Linked DNA regions of Mus musculus: region 1 is linked to region 2. Evidence: chromatin loops called from intact Hi-C (ENCODE). Cell type or tissue: left cerebral cortex. All regions are shown on one strand. Links, peaks and the distances in the headings refer to the core of each region. The heading gives the core; the rest is flanking DNA.

Region 1 (4,382 bases), core at 213-4,212, 250 kb before region 2:
AGTTTCCAATCTCATTTTGTCTTTGACTGGTTTTATCAAAACATAGCTCTGGCCTCATAGAATAAGCATTCTTTCTTTTCGAACTTTCTGGAAATGTTATGTGAAATTGAAATGACTGGCACTCTGCCTTTTTAGTTACCAGACTAGCCTTTAATGGCTGAGCCACCTTTCCAGCCTGTGATGTACACTTTAAGAGCTTTGTACAACTTCAGGTTATTTTCCTTTGCTCAATTTTTTTCCCAAGGAAGGATCTTCTTATGTAACCCAGGCTAGCCTTAAACACATGACCCTCATATGCTACTACTCCTGGCTGTAATATCATTTTCTTTCTTCCTTCCTTCCTTTCCCCCACCCTGCCCCCCAACAGATGGTTTCTGTGTAGCTCTCACTGTCCTGTAACTCACTCTGTAGACTAGGTTGGCACTGAACTCACAAAGATCCTCCTGCCTCTGCCTCCCTGGAGTACTGGGATTAAATGCATGTGCCACCATACACAACTTGTCATTTTCTTTTTAAGACTTTAAGTTGGGTGTGGTAGTACACAGATTTAGTCTCAGCACAAGAGGCAGAAACAGGCTTATCTATGTCCGTTCCAGGCCAGCCTGGTCTACAGATTGAGTGCCAGGACAGCCACCCGGAAACCTGTCTTAAAACAGTTGAGAAACCCTGTAATAAAAAACAAACTAATAAAGTTTATTTTTTTTTTCCTTCAAGTATGTGTACATCACATGCAGTGCCCGTGGAGACCAGAAGAGGGCATCAGAACCCTCTGGAATTGGAGTTTGACAGTTGAGCCATTTTGTGGGTGTTGGCAACAGAAGCCAGGACCTCTGTAAGAACAGCCAGTGCTTGTAACCACTGAACCATCTCTCCAGCCCCTATGATGTCACTCTTAAAACTCTTCTGTTCATGCCTTGCATCTAACCCACTTGCAAATAATGTTCACTGAAGTCCGACAACTCATTCCCACTGTTTCTGCTTGGTCCAAGTCAACTTCATTGCTCACCTGAACACCTGTAATAGTCTCTGGTTGATCTTCCTGCTTCTCTCTGTGAGCTATCAATAGTGGTTTAAAAATCTTGATTATACTCAGGTGTGGTGTTGCACAACTTTAATCCCAACACCTGGAAGGCTGAGGTAGGCAGCCTTTGGTGAGTTAGAGGATAGCTCACTCTACACAGTGAGTTCCAGGACAGTCCATGATATATAGCTATATAGTGAGATCCCGTCTCAAAAAAAGGAAAAAAAAAATGTCTGGTCAAGTTGACAAAGGCTAGAGTCATCTTAAACGCGGAACTTCAGTTGAGAAAATGAGCCCATTATATTGCCTGTAGGTAGATCTATGGACTTATTTTCTTTTCTAAAAACTATGTTTTTGAGTGTTTTGCCTGCAAATACTCACGTGCACCATGTGCATCGCTGGTGCCTAATAACCCATTCAATGCCCCGAAGCTAGATTACTGTGGGAGCTGGGAATCGAACCAGGTCCTTTGCAAGAGCAACAAATGTTCTTAAATGCTGAGTCACCTCCGCAGCCCTGTAGTTATTTTCTTGATTAATGATTGGTGTGGGAGGCTCAGTGCATTGTGGGTGACACTACCAGGCAAGTAGTCCTGGAGGTGTAAGGTGTTTAGTGTGAGCCCTAGAGAGCAAGTCAGTCATCGCATCCCTCGTGCTCTGCCCAGACTTCCCACCAGGATGGACGGTGATCAGGATGTGAAAGCCTTGGCTTTGGCTGGTGTTTCCACATGGTGACAGAAAGCAAATGATTTATTATGTGTAGTGTTCCGCCTGCATGCATGCCTGCAGACCAGAAGGGGGCACCAGTTCTCATTAGAGATGATTTTTGAGCCACCATGTAGGTGCTGGGATTTGAACTCAGGACCTCTGAAAGAGCAGCCAGTGTTCTAAACTGCTGAGCCATCTCTCCAGCCCATTCATTGCCTTGTTTTCTAACTCTTCTCTCTCTCCCACTCTCAGCCTGGAACTATGCAGCTCACATGGCCTTTGGGCCTAAGATACTCCTGACTTAGCCTCCCAAGTGCTAGACCACAAGCATGCACCACCATCCCTCGAAGGAAGCGACGGAATCAGACAGGTATGCACTTGGACCCTATCCATATTTCTTTGTCCTACAGGTTAGTTCCAGAACTCAGCCCTTGAAGGTCCAATTCTCCTGCCTCAGCCTACTGAGTGATAGGATTACAAATCATCTAACAGTAAACCTGGCTTTACCTTAATTTCCTCCTTATATGGTTTCTGTAAGGATTTTTGTTTTGTTTCATTTTGAAACCTGGTCTATTTAGTGGCGGATGATCCAACTCAGAAATCCACCTAATTAAAGGTGTGTACCACCATGATATTTGGGAGATAGGGTCTCTCACACTGTAGCCCGGGATAACCTCCCAACATATAGCAATCCTCCTGCCTCAGCCTCCTGGATGCTGGGATTACAAGTGCCCGGCTGAATCCTTTAACTTTTAAATTTCCTCATCTGCCTTGGTTCCACTCACACTTTTCTCCTTGCTAATTTGGGATCCAAAGACTAAAAAAATGACTCAATATTTATTTGTAGTAACCATGGCCAAAAGTCTGGTCATGCGATCTGAAACTTCTATGGGAAGAAAACCTCAAAAGCCTAACCAATACACTTCCTTTTCCCCCTTAATCACTCGGGGGTTTGTTTTCTTTCTTATTGAGACCGGTTCTCATGTTGCTCAAACTGGCTTGGAATCTGCGATGGAGCTGAGGCTGGTTTTGAACTCCTGATTCTCCCCTACCTCTACCTCCAATACGCCGGGGGGTGGGGTGGGGGCATGTGTTACCACTTCCTGCCCCCTTACCCTTTAAACTTTTCTTCTGCTCTTTAAAAAGAGTGGATAAGTTGTTGGACTATTTATAGCCTCGTTTCTCTCCTTTCTCCCTTATTTTTTCTTTCTGCGAATTCTCGCCTTCCGCTAACGCTCACGTCGCCGCAGGAACTCGGGGCCGCCATCCTGCCTTGTCCTGCAGCTCCCGGGAGGGTCGCTCCCCCGGACCTCCGCAGAGCCGAGGTCCTCTCCGCACCCTGCATTCACCGCTCTCGCACCCATAAAGATGCACGGACAGAGCGGAAGATGGGCGCCGCTCTCGCGCCTCCCGCGGTCCGGAAACGGAAGCAGGCCGGAGCCGCCCGGAACCCGCCTCCCGAGAGCGGAAGTACGGCCGGAAGCTGGCCATAGAAGCGAGCGGCTAGAGCGGCCCTGCGGGGAGGTGGCAGGAAAGGCTTGGGAGCCGCTGCCGGAGGTGACGGAGCGGCCGCCCCGCCCCGTGCGCTGGGAGACGAGGCTTCCAGGTAGCCGTCGGTTGCAGTCGGTCCGGGGGTACGACCTGGCCTTGGGCGCAGACCCCGGCCGGTCCCGGGGCTGCCTCTTTAAGGGAGGGGGTGGAGCCGCGAGTCAGGCGCGAGGAGGTGAGGTCACGTGGGGGCGGCCACGTGCACGACTCGCGTCCCGAAGTGGGGGTTCGTCGTCGTCCGGTAGACACCATGTGCTATCTCTCCCTTCCCTGGTTCATCAGTCTTGGAACTCAATGGGGTGCACGTGGTGGGGCTTGGGACTGGGCCCGGGATGACGGAGCGGGTGGGCGTGGCAGCCAGGATGGGGCTGGCTTGGAGGAGCCCTCGAGTTGCCTTTTAGACCTCAGGACCCCACTTACTCACTGCGGATGTGGCGGGGTCCCTCTTGAGCGTGCAGCTCCCGTCCCTTCGAGCTGACCACCCTCGCAGGGTCCAGGGACCTTTAGTTTCACGTTCCTCTTTCCTTGCAGCTCCAGAAATCTTGAGGCCAGAGCCCCGCACCTCGGCGCAGCCATGAGTGCGGAGGTGAAGGTGACAGGGCAGAACCAAGAGCAGTTTCTGCTCCTTGCCAAGTCGGCTAAGGGGGCGGCACTGGCCACACTCATCCACCAGGTGCTGGAGGCCCCTGGTGTCTACGTGTTTGGGGAACTGCTGGATATGCCTAATGTTAGAGAGGTGTGTTGCTTGCCTGGGTAGTCCCCAAAGAACGTTGGGACCAAAGTTAACTCTTGAGTGCTGGGCTCGTTTTTTGTACCCAGTAACCACTCAGGTGATCGGGGTACCGATAATTAGCTCTCAACATGGAAAAATAAATCAATCAAATAAAGGTCTTCATTATCTTACAGATAAAGGGTCTGTAAACTTAGTGCTCCCTCCCTCTGTACCCACACTTTGAGTCAGGATTTCACTGTGTAGTCCTGGCTGCCCTAAACTAGTAACTATGGTCTAAGGTGGCCTTGAATGTGTGGGAAATCCCTGCCTATGTCTCATGCATAATTTTTTTTGTTATTTAAAAATATGGAACGCTTTACAAATTGGAGTGTCG
Region 2 (4,382 bases), core at 68-4,067:
ACAGTGATAGGAGTCAGACCTGAGCCCGCTGGGTGATCAGCTGCGAGGCATTGAACTTGGCCACCACACTCTTGAGCACCTCATTAACAATGGACGGCAGCACTCGCTCCTCATAGTCCAGCCCTAGACGCTGGTACATGCTGGGGAGCTCCTGGGCATTGGGTCGGGACAGCACACGCAGGGAGATGTTCACCATCTGCAGGTCTGAGGGAAGAGGTCAGCAGTGGCCGCCGGGTAAGGCCAAATTCCCCCTTTTCCAGCGCTTTCTCCTAGGAGTGCTTCCCACCATGCCTAGTGTTACTGTACAGCCTAGCACTCCAGCAGGAAGATAGTCATGTCAACACAGAGCATGTGAACAACATGGATGGGCGAGGCAGACCCTTGTTTACTGTGGAATCTTTTCTATGGACCTTCCACCAGTACAGCTATTTTTTTTTTTTTTTAATAAATTGCTACTCCTCCTCCAAAGTGGATTCCACCAAGCAGCATAATCTTGGGTTTCCCCCTTGCCATTAGGGCCTTGAGAACCAGAACTGTGTTTTATTTCCAAGGCCTATGGCTTAGCAAACGCATAAACCACACACACCACAAACAGCAACAGAGAAGCACACTTCTGTGGGCTACTTGCCTCGGTGTGTACATGGGAATGAGGCCCAGGCTTGGGGAATCTCAAAGGCAGGCCTTCTAACTATGGTCTACAGGGCAACAGCTAGTGAAGAGTGGGGGCACTTTCTCCAGAGCAAGGTGTACTGTGGATGTAATCAACAAATCAACAGAAAAAAAAAAAGGCCTTAAAAACAGACTTGGACCTAGGCAGCCAGGAAGAAAGGCAACTCTTATCCCTTTTATGCTAGGCAGAAGGTAACGTTAAAACGTGCATGCATGCCAAGTACTGGAATGCACCGTTTTTTGAACCGTGAGGCATGGCTCTTTTGCAGACGTAGAAACCAAGACCTCAGAAACACAACCAATTCTGGCAGCCTGGCCAGGCTCATTTTACATTTGTTTCCCCACGTGCCCTGAGGCTCCCAGTTGCCCACGTTTACCTTTGGAGCCTGTGGGGGAGGAGATTTTTCGAGGTCTGGCCCGAATGTCATAGATGATGGGGTACTGGAACCAGGGGATCCTGGAGAGGAGAGGTCATGGACAGGAGTTGGGAAACTGCAGTTTTATTGATTTTGATGGTTCCCCTCACCACTCGTCCTTGGGCCTGTTCCTCCCCACGACCACAAGGACTCTTCCCAGTCGAGAACAGCCCTTTATGCATTGCTGGAGTTTCAGGCAGCCACTGTCCTCAAGAGCAGGCGTGAGGAAGGGGTAAAGCAGCTCCGAATTGTTAAGTCTGGCTGCAGCCGTCAAGGGTGAAGGGTCAGGGCCTGTTCGCTCTGCCCGCCATTACCTGAAGTGAAGGCCTTCGGCCAGGATCGTGTCCTGCTGCACGCCACCAATACGATTAAAAAAGATGGCTCTATGACCGCCTTCCACTGCGGAGAGAGGGGTGGGAGTCAGGGCAGGCTACTGGCCCGAGTGCTGGTCAGCGTAGGTGGGACGGGGACACCTGGGGGATAGCAGGACCGTGGGTCTGGGGACCGCAACGTCCGGCCAGCGGAAGGAGGCTGCTCACCGGTGAACACGGATTCGCGGACGCCGTAGGCCACCGCCCCGGCCCCCAGCAGCAGCTTCAGCGCCGTGCCCATGCCCCGAGGCCCGGCGGGCAGGCGTCCAGCTAAGTCCTTCAAGTTCTGGGCCATGTCTGATCCTCCCGAAGGCGGCGGCGGCGGCACCAGCGGTCAGGAGGGGGTGCCCGCCAGCCTCTGCCCCGCTCCAGCTTACAGACCTCGCCTTGCACACGAGGATCGGCGGCCTTAGAGCTCGCGGGAGAAAGGGCACCGGAAGTGCGCCTCCCTCCGGACCCGCCCCCCTCCGCCCGGGCGGCCCTGAACTCCGCGCACAGGAATGGCGCATCCGGAAGTCCCGCCTCTTGGTGGGGGGGAATGGTGTGCCCTCCCGGAGAGGCTTCCGTACGGGCATCGCCATTTTCGAGCGCCCTCTTTCAAAATGGCAGCTCGAAGGAAGTTGGCCGTGAGGACGGACGTGAAGTTCTAACTTAAGGACTTCGGTGCAACTTCCGGTCTGCCTACAAGATGTCTGCGGCCAGTGGTGGCTTCCAACCTCGTGAGCGGCGATTTTCAGTGCAGGAGCAGGACTGGGAGACTACGCCGCCTAAGAAGCTCCGGCTTGGGGCAGGAAGCAAGTGCGGAGGCCGGAGGCTCATTGTGGTGCTGGAAGGGGCCAGTCTGGAGACAGTCAAGGTAGTTTTGAACAGTGAGTGCGGAGGTAGGGAATTGATGGATCAGATTGTGTGGGAACCAGGGCCGCAGAGTGCATGGAAAAGCGGAGCCTTGAAATTTGCTCTGGAAGAATGACCTAGTTTTCCAGGCTGTTGATATCCTGGGGGTAGTCCTTTTGCTCTGGACTTTCATTTCAGCCCTCGCCTTGCTTTTAGTTGACTTATCACGGAGTCTGTGATGTATAATGCAAAATGAGGGAAGCATTGTCTATTGAGGGTTCCCACGTTTCCAAAGGCCAGTGACTTCCCCAGCCTTTTACTACCAAGGACTTGATGCTTTATTTTGTTAAATGGGGCTTGACTGGCAGCTTGTTCTGTATTTACCTATTCTGAAGTATGTCTGGATCAGATTATTTAAAAAGCCTTTGTCTTTGCTTTTTTACCCTCCCCCTTAAATATTTACTTTACCTTTATTTATGCATGCAAGTCTGCATGTGGCCATGAGCCACCTCATGAAGGTGCTAGGAACCTAACTTGAGTCTTATACAAGAAAGTTTGTGCCATCTCTCCAGCCCCCTCCTTCCTTCCTTCTTTCTTTCTTTTTTTCTTTTTGTTTTTTTGAGACAGGGTTACTCTGTATAGCCCTGGCTGTCCTGGAACTCACTTTAGACCACGATGGCCTCAAACTCAGAAATCTGCCTGCCTCTGCCTCCCGAGTGCTGGGATTAAAGGCGTGCGCCACCACCGCCCGGCTCCTTCCTTCTTTTGTATGTCTTGCCTTTCAGAGCTAAACTTGTTCAATGTGTAGGCCCAGAAGTTCCCTCCCAAACTCCTGCTCCCCTCTGTTTCTGTCTCTGTCTCTCTCTCTCACACACACACACACACACACACATTCTCTTGCTGGGTGGTGGTTTTAGGCAGTCTTGGGATGCAGTCCAGGTTGGCTTGGAACTCTCCACCTTCAGCCTCCTAAATATTAGAATATTTATAGGTGAATTTCACCATGCCAGGTCTGCCCTGGGCTTAAATTTGGTCCTTAGCCCCTTCCTAGTGACTGTGAGAAAACAAGATTGTTTTTCCTTTGTAAAGTGGTTGTGTACCTTACTAACTAAACCACACAGGATCTGGATTGACAGTCCTTTAAGAGGAGTGCGTTTCCCAGTAACCCGAGGTGAGAGTCTTCCCGTCTATCCTCCATGGACACCAAATAGAAAAGTGGTTTTCTCCCCGTCGACTTCTTTTCCCCAGACTTATTTTTTTTCTGAGTACACTGTAGCTGTCCTCAGACACACCAGAAGAGGGCAACGGATCCCATTACAGATGGTTGTGAGCCACCATGTGGTTGCTGGGAATTGAATACCAGGACCTCTGGAAGAGCAGTCAGTGCTCTTAACCGCTGAGCCATCTCTTCTGTGCCCTCCCCTTCTTCCTCTTCTTCTTTTTTTTTTTTTTTAATTAAGTGATCAGTTAATCAGATTTAAAGTTTCTGTAGTTAGTTGTTATTCCCATCCTAACTACAGGCAGATCTATTCCTCCCTCAGTGATTGTCTATTATCAGTCACCATCATTATTATTGTTTAAAGGTTTTTTTTTTTTTTTTCCCATGTGCATTGGTGGTTTGCCTGCATGTATATTGCTGTAGGATGTCAGATCCACTGGAACTGGAGTTACAGACAGTTGTGAGCTGCCATGTTGGGGCTGAGAATCGAACCGGAGTCCTCTGGAAGAGCAGGCAGTGCTGTTAATTGCTGAGCACTTAACTGCTTATCTATCCAGCCCTTATTGTCATTTATTATTGTTGTTGACAGGGTCTCACTAAATAGCTCTGGGTGGCCTGGAACTCATTAGTGTCTGCTTGTCTCTGCCTCCTGAGTTCTGGGGTTAAAGGCCTGCACCATTACACCTAGGTGCCTGTTAACTCTTTGAGTTCTAACTTTGACATCATCAGACTAGGAATCCTGTGATAATAGTAATTCGCAAATGTGGAAACCTCCCCAGTATCTGTATTTCAGAAAGTAGGTCCACCAGATTCCTTCTGTATACACTAGATCCTTCTGTATACAGGTTCCCGAGTCGGCAGATCAGTCTAACT

The links. A loop is a pair of places that touch in the nucleus more often than their neighbours do. Peaks named below come from ENCODE experiments on the same cell type or tissue, not always from the same donor. Only the 100,000 strongest peaks of a DNase experiment are listed, where the experiment ranks them.
Region 1: a loop joins it to region 2, with 15 times the contacts of the local background. A loop is called at or near these places in 1 of 42 quality-filtered maps.

Annotation. Positions count from the first base shown.
Region 1 is chr6:124,964,354-124,968,735 of GRCm38, reverse strand. It overlaps Cops7a (COP9 signalosome subunit 7A), which reads left to right and starts at 3,224. Exons shown (of 8, transcript NM_001355542.2): 1 at 3,224-3,334; 2 at 3,808-4,012. The coding sequence starts at 3,851. Gm23851 (a small nuclear RNA gene) reads right to left here; the gene lies at 4,349-4,382. In left cerebral cortex, for the core only: CTCF peaks have their summits at 749 (motif pointing right), 1,813 (motif pointing right) and 3,116; DNase peaks (open chromatin) are centred at 763, 2,608 and 3,202; H3K4me3 peaks cover 1,868 bases; H3K27ac peaks cover 1,659 bases.
Region 2 is chr6:124,709,806-124,714,187 of GRCm38, reverse strand. It overlaps Emg1 (EMG1 N1-specific pseudouridine methyltransferase), which reads left to right and starts at 2,010. Exons shown (of 6, transcript NM_013536.2): 1 at 2,010-2,312. The coding sequence starts at 2,145. Phb2 (prohibitin 2) reads right to left here and starts at 1,899. Exons shown (of 10, transcript NM_007531.2): 1 at 1,625-1,899; 2 at 1,400-1,484; 3 at 1,047-1,126; 4 at 20-204. The coding sequence starts at 1,751. In left cerebral cortex, for the core only: CTCF peaks have their summits at 1,981 and 3,579 (motif pointing right); DNase peaks (open chromatin) are centred at 1,394 and 2,019; H3K4me3 peaks cover 2,467 bases; H3K27ac peaks cover 1,376 bases.